Linked DNA regions of Homo sapiens: region 1 is linked to region 2. Evidence: read pairs that join two places in POLR2A ChIA-PET (ENCODE). Cell type or tissue: Caco-2. All regions are shown on one strand. Links, peaks and the distances in the headings refer to the core of each region. The heading gives the core; the rest is flanking DNA.

Region 1 (2,915 bases), core at 125-2,624, 56 kb before region 2:
AGTAAACTTGTTAAATTCTATTAATTTTAATAAATTATTTGTGCATCCTTTTAGTTTTTATGAAGACAATCATATCATCTGTAAATAGAGTTTTGTTTTTCATTTCTACTTCTTATACCATTTTTTCTTTTCCAGCTTTACTGTACCACCCTTAATATAATCTTAAATAAAATCTTAAATCTTAAATAATGGTTACCTAAGCTTGTTTATGACCTTACAGTCAGGTGATCTGCCCGCCTTGGCCTCCCAAACTGCTGGGATTACAGGCATGAGCCACCGCGCCCGGCCTTCAGTGTTTTTAACACAAAATAATCAATATTTGGGAGGCCAAGGCAGGTGGATCATGAGGTCAGGAGTTCGAGACAAGCCTGGCCAAAAGGGTGAAACCCCATCTCTACTAAAGATTCAAAAATATTAGCCAGGCGTGGTGGTGCGCGCCTGTAATCCCAGCTACTCAGCAGGCTGAGGCAGGAGAATTGCTTGAACCCGGGAGGCGGAGGTTGCTTTGAGCTGAGATCGTGCCATTGTACTCCAGCCTGGGCGACGGGGCGAGACTGCATCTCAAAATAATAATAATAATGTACCAGTCTGGTATATTTGGGGGTGGCACATCTTTCACTTCTTCGAGGGGCATGTAAGTTTTCACACCTCTACTATTAAGTGTATACACATGAAACTTATCAATGTCATTTAAGTAGACATTCATCTCTAATAGTATAGATGTCAAAGAACAAAGTCATCAGACACACCTTCTCTTCCAGAGTGGCCTGCCAGGTCAGATGATCCTACTTGGACCAGCTTCTCTTCAAACACTATGAGATGTTTTCTGTTACTTGTTACTTGATTCAGTGACAAACATCATTATCAGCCAAGCAACAGAATGAGGTAGGATGTGATTTCCATGAAATTGTCCCATTTATTTAGACAAATCCTTCACCTAGTAACCTCTAATGGTAGCTAGCAAGGCACTAAATGCTGGGTATCACAGAATTCTTTCTGGCACAATAAACCACAGGTAAGCATTTATCCTCCAGTAGGACCAAGTAATTCCTCAGGTCTAACCTCAGTTTATTCTTAGACAAATCCCAGGCTTTTCTGGAGGTAGCTCACTGACTTGTTTTCCCCAGACTGTGACCTAAGCCCCAACATGTCCATTGAGCACAGTCTTCCAAGAAACATCTTAAACAGTGCTCTCTGCCCTTCCCTTCCCTTTCTGGGCCCCCAAGAGAAGTCCTAGGCACAAGAAAAGTATCCCAAAGTAAAGATGATGGGAATAGCCTACTGCCCAGACGCTACCTTGACCTAACATCAAATCATACCTAGAGGGAATCTAGAGCTGCAAGGAGTGGCAGTGAAAGGGTAGGTAGCTCTAAATCCAGATAGAGAATATGTGAGATTGAGAGACATGGAGAAGACAGGGGAGTTTGACCAGAGTAAGATAAACGGCAGGCAACCAACACCACAAATGAGAAAAGGAGAGGGAGAAGAATGAGGATTGGAAGTAGACTGAAAAACGAAAAAAGACTAACAGAGGGTAGTGTGAGAGTGTGTAGAAAAGAGAGTAGGAGAGGAGAAAATAAAGAGAAATGGTTGGCAGAACTGAAAGTTAAGCAGGAATATACTTATCATCTATAAGCATCTGAAGATGAGGATGGGTGCAGTAGCTCACATCTGTAATCCCAGCACTTTGGGAGGCCAAGGCAGGAGAATCACTTAAAGCCAGAAGTTCAAGACCAGCACAGGTGACATAGTGAGTACCTGTCTCTATAAATTCTTAAAAAAAAAAAAAAAAGTATAAGCATCTGAAGGTGGAAGGGATCTGATACATCTTAGCTCCAAAACAACATGAAAAGTATAAGACAGACTTAATATGAACATAACAACTTCCTAAAAGTTACAATAGAGAGATAAGAGCATAAGAATTGTGACCGCTCATTCTTTGAAAATGGAAAAAGAACAAGATTTGTTGCCAGAGACAAAGAGACAGTTGAAAGTTCTCTGAAGGTCCATTCTAGAAAGGTTAGATATATGCCCTGCTCATAGCTTCCCTTTTCACACAGGGATGGTTGGATCCTTTCCACCCAATTGTGTGTAACCGTAAATTCCAGCCCCAGGAGGAAAACCATCTCCTATTAGGAAGGCATGCATGAGCCCCCACCCAGCCCTCAGCTCCAGCATGCACAGCATGGGTGGCTGCGGTAGCAGCAGCAACTGCTGGGCGAGTGAGTCTGGGAAGAGGTGGGTGACTGGGAAGAGCTTGACATGACTGTCTCCAAAAAGGTGCAAATCACTGTTAGCTGAGGGACAATTGTGAGGATTAGAATGTTTTTATTTTCCCTGAAACTTCAACCCATTCATCATTTTAAATTAGGTACACAGAGGTTGAGCATTTTTGCTTCTAGAAAAATACACCTTCAAATATCTCAAGTGCTTCCTAAATACAATCTTCTATAACCTGATAGCCACCAGCCCTTTCCCTCACACACTCCATTCTTCAATTCCTAAAACTTTTCCTCAGTTGGCATGGTCCCAGACCCAATTATCTTATTTTTTCACCTCTGAATACATCCTGGTTAATGGCTAATCCTTCAATATTGAGGGCTCTGGAGCAGATGCAATACTTCACTTGATGCCTGATGAAACCAGAGTAAAGAACATTACAACCAGCACTTTCTTCATCTGTTGATATTATGATTCTATGTATGCAGCCTGTGATGACCCTGGCATTTTCACCACCCCGTAACACTGCCAAATTACTAGTTTACTAAGTTCCAAAAGGTTGACCACCATTCATCCATCCTGTTTTATAATTGGGCTTCTGGGACCAAGTGGGTACCTTCTATTACCCCACAGCTATACCCTTGTGCTTTTCCCATCATCTTTCCTCCTCAAACAGGCCCCAGATGCTAAGGAAT
Region 2 (2,908 bases), core at 409-2,908:
CTACAGGTGATGCTGACTGTCAGCAAGCCAGCTGCTTTTCCAGCACTGGGAGATTTGTGCTCTTCCTATCACATGCTTTCATTTGGGTTCTCTTGTGAACCCACAGCATATTTTTGCAAAGGTCTGACTTATATTCTAACATTTTGAATTTCTCTGTATGGTTAAAGAACTTAGCAAAAGCTATGTTTTTCAGTTTGGTTGCTACATTAGCCACAGGGTACAGAAAGGGTCAGGGTAAGTAAAATAATCCAAAACTCTGTATAGTCAAGCAGCTTTCCAGTAATGTTTCAGAGCAGTTACGGGGACTTAGACTTCCTCTATTCCTGCCTTACCCCTTACTCTGTGGTAGAGATTCTAATGAATAGATAAAAGAACATTGCAGCAAAAACCAAAATAATGCAGACCAGCTAGTCAGTGCACATAATAGTGTTGACTGTTTGAGGACAGTTCTTTTCCTTTTTGCTCCTAAGCTCCTGTCATATCTTCATCTTTATCACCAGGACTCCCTGGGAGTTGCTTGCTGACCCTCCTGTTCAGAGCACTGCATAGCAAAGGTAGTGGGTAACCATGCAAGCTTCTTTGCTGCTGTCCTGTCTTCCTCTCAGTAGTCTGTCTACTGTAATAGTTCCTCCCTTTTTACAGGTGAATGCCCTGGATGGGTATAACCGAACAGCCCTCCACTATGCAGCAGAGAAAGATGAGGCTTGTGTGGAGGTCCTATTGGAGTATGGTGCAAACCCCAATGCTTTGGATGGCAACAGAGATACCCCACTTCACTGGGCAGCCTTTAAGAACAATGCTGAGTGTGTGCGGGCTCTCCTAGAGAGCGGGGCCTCTGTCAATGCCCTGGATTACAACAATGATACACCGCTCAGCTGGGCTGCCATGAAGGGAAATCTTGAGAGTGTCAGCATCCTTCTGGATTATGGCGCAGAGGTCAGAGTCATCAACCTAATAGGCCAGACACCCATCTCCCGCCTGGTGGCTCTGCTAGTCAGGGGACTTGGAACAGAGAAAGAGGACTCTTGCTTTGAGCTCCTCCACAGAGCTGTTGGACACTTTGAATTGAGGAAAAATGGCACCATGCCACGAGAGGTGGCCAGAGACCCGCAGCTATGTGAAAAACTGACTGTTCTGTGCTCAGCTCCAGGAACTCTAAAAACACTCGCTCGCTATGCCGTGCGCCGTAGCCTGGGACTCCAGTATCTCCCCGATGCAGTGAAGGGCCTTCCACTGCCAGCTTCTTTGAAGGAATACCTGTTACTTTTAGAATAGCCGGAGAAGATGTTTGCACCATCGTGCAGGCAGCTCTGGGTGAGGTTGTCCCTGCAGTACTCCTTGTCACAGAAAACAGAAAAACAGTTGTTCCTGTTGTGTGGTTTATAGATTTCGAAGCAACATGTCACAACAATAACCTCCATAGCACCTCCCCTTCCCAAACCAAACAACCCAACAAAAAAAATCCCTCACTTTTGTTTTCTGTTTATTGCTTACCTGGCTTTTTATATTGCATTTTGCAAAAGAAGAGGTCTCCCTCAATCCTCCCCTTTAGGGAAGGAGTCAACAGTGTAACTAAATTTCTCTAGGAAGATGGAAAGTACTTAAATAATGTGTGTGTGGTTTTCCTTTGGGGACGTGGTTAACGGTCCAGAAGAATCCCTTCTAGAAAGCATTTTAGGCCAGCCATGGTGGCTCACGTCTGTAATCCCAGGACTTTGGGAGGCTGAGGCAGGTGGATCACCTGAGGTCAGGAGTTCGAGCCCAGCCTGACCAATATGATGAAACCCCGTCTCTACTAAAAATACAAAAATTAGCTGGGCATGGTGGCATGCGCCTGTAATCCCAGCTACTCAGGAGGCTGAGACAGAAGAATCGCTTGAACCTGTGAGGCAGAGGTTGCAGTGAGCCAAGATCGCGCCATTGCACTCCAGCCTGGACAACAAGAGCAAAACTGTCTCAAAAAAAAAAAAAAAAAAAAAAAACCATTTTAATTGATCTGTGAAAAAACTTAAGAAAATCACAATTTCAGCTAACAGCAATTGTGTCCCAAAGATGAAGATACTATAACCTCAAATGGTGCAGATCCAGAACTGGGCTGGATGACATCCCTACTGTGCCATGTCCTGGGGCATTTGGAAGGGACTGGACCTCTTTCCCCTCATCAAAGGAAACAGCAGTCTTTGCCTCTTTCTGTTGGTTGTGCCCAAGGGCTACAGTAGCTCTGAAATAACAAGAGCTCTGTAATAACAGTAATAAATAGCTCTGAAATAACAGTCCTAAGAACTCCTAAAGTCCTGAGAACTTTTCTTGTAATGCAGCTTTTTCTCTTCCTGAGAAACAGTGTGTTCTAATGGGATTCCCAGGCAGTTCCTACACCTACGGTGTGTGTTCCAGCAGGGAGGAGTTATGGGCTGGGCTGCCTTTTCCCATGGGTCTTCATTCCCAATGGAAAGTTCACTCTGCTTAGTTTGGAATTATTTTTCTTTCAGTTGTTCTGGAACCTTTGCTTTTTATTGATTTATACAATACAATTGGTGGGAGGGTGGACTTGGGATGGGAGTGGGAAAAGCATGTAAGAGCTCCTTTTGTGATGGTCCATCTACCCAAAAGAGATCTGCTTTAGTGAACGATACTCTTTCATTTTTCTAAATTAGATCAAGTTGTTATTGATTTTAGATGACTTGTATGCAAATTTGAAAAACTTTTTTTTTTAAAGCTGATTGGGAACTACAAACAATGAATGGAATCTACTGACACAGCTAATTGGAAAACAGATGTCTTCTTCTGTCCTATTGATGCTGGTGTTTAAAAAACATCACTTAAAAAAAAAGAATAAATAGTTCTAAAAGCAAGTTTGGCAATTTCTACTTTTCCTACTTTTCTCCAACCCCCCTTAGAAAAAGTTCTT

What was found. ChIA-PET counts read pairs that join two places held together with the same protein. Peaks named below come from ENCODE experiments on the same cell type or tissue, not always from the same donor. Only the 100,000 strongest peaks of a DNase experiment are listed, where the experiment ranks them.
Region 1: POLR2A ChIA-PET joins it to region 2 with 11 read pairs; 15 of 35 experiments call an interaction of 5 or more read pairs at or near these places.

Annotation. Positions count from the first base shown.
Region 1 is chr12:48,203,281-48,206,195 of GRCh38, reverse strand. All of the region lies in intron 1 of LOC102725258 (a long non-coding RNA gene), which reads right to left. It overlaps OR10AD1 (olfactory receptor family 10 subfamily AD member 1), which reads left to right and starts at 2,904. Exons shown (of 1, transcript NM_001004134.1): 1 at 2,904-2,915. The coding sequence starts at 2,904. In Caco-2, for the core only: no CTCF peak of the experiment used is centred there; no DNase peak of the experiment used is centred there.
Region 2 is chr12:48,147,733-48,150,640 of GRCh38, reverse strand. ASB8 (ankyrin repeat and SOCS box containing 8) reads left to right here. Exons shown (of 4, transcript NM_024095.5): 4 at 643-2,852. The coding sequence ends at 1,275. Among named protein-coding and RNA genes, the nearest start is that of ASB8, 8.3 kb to the left of the region's middle. In Caco-2, for the core only: no CTCF peak of the experiment used is centred there; no DNase peak of the experiment used is centred there.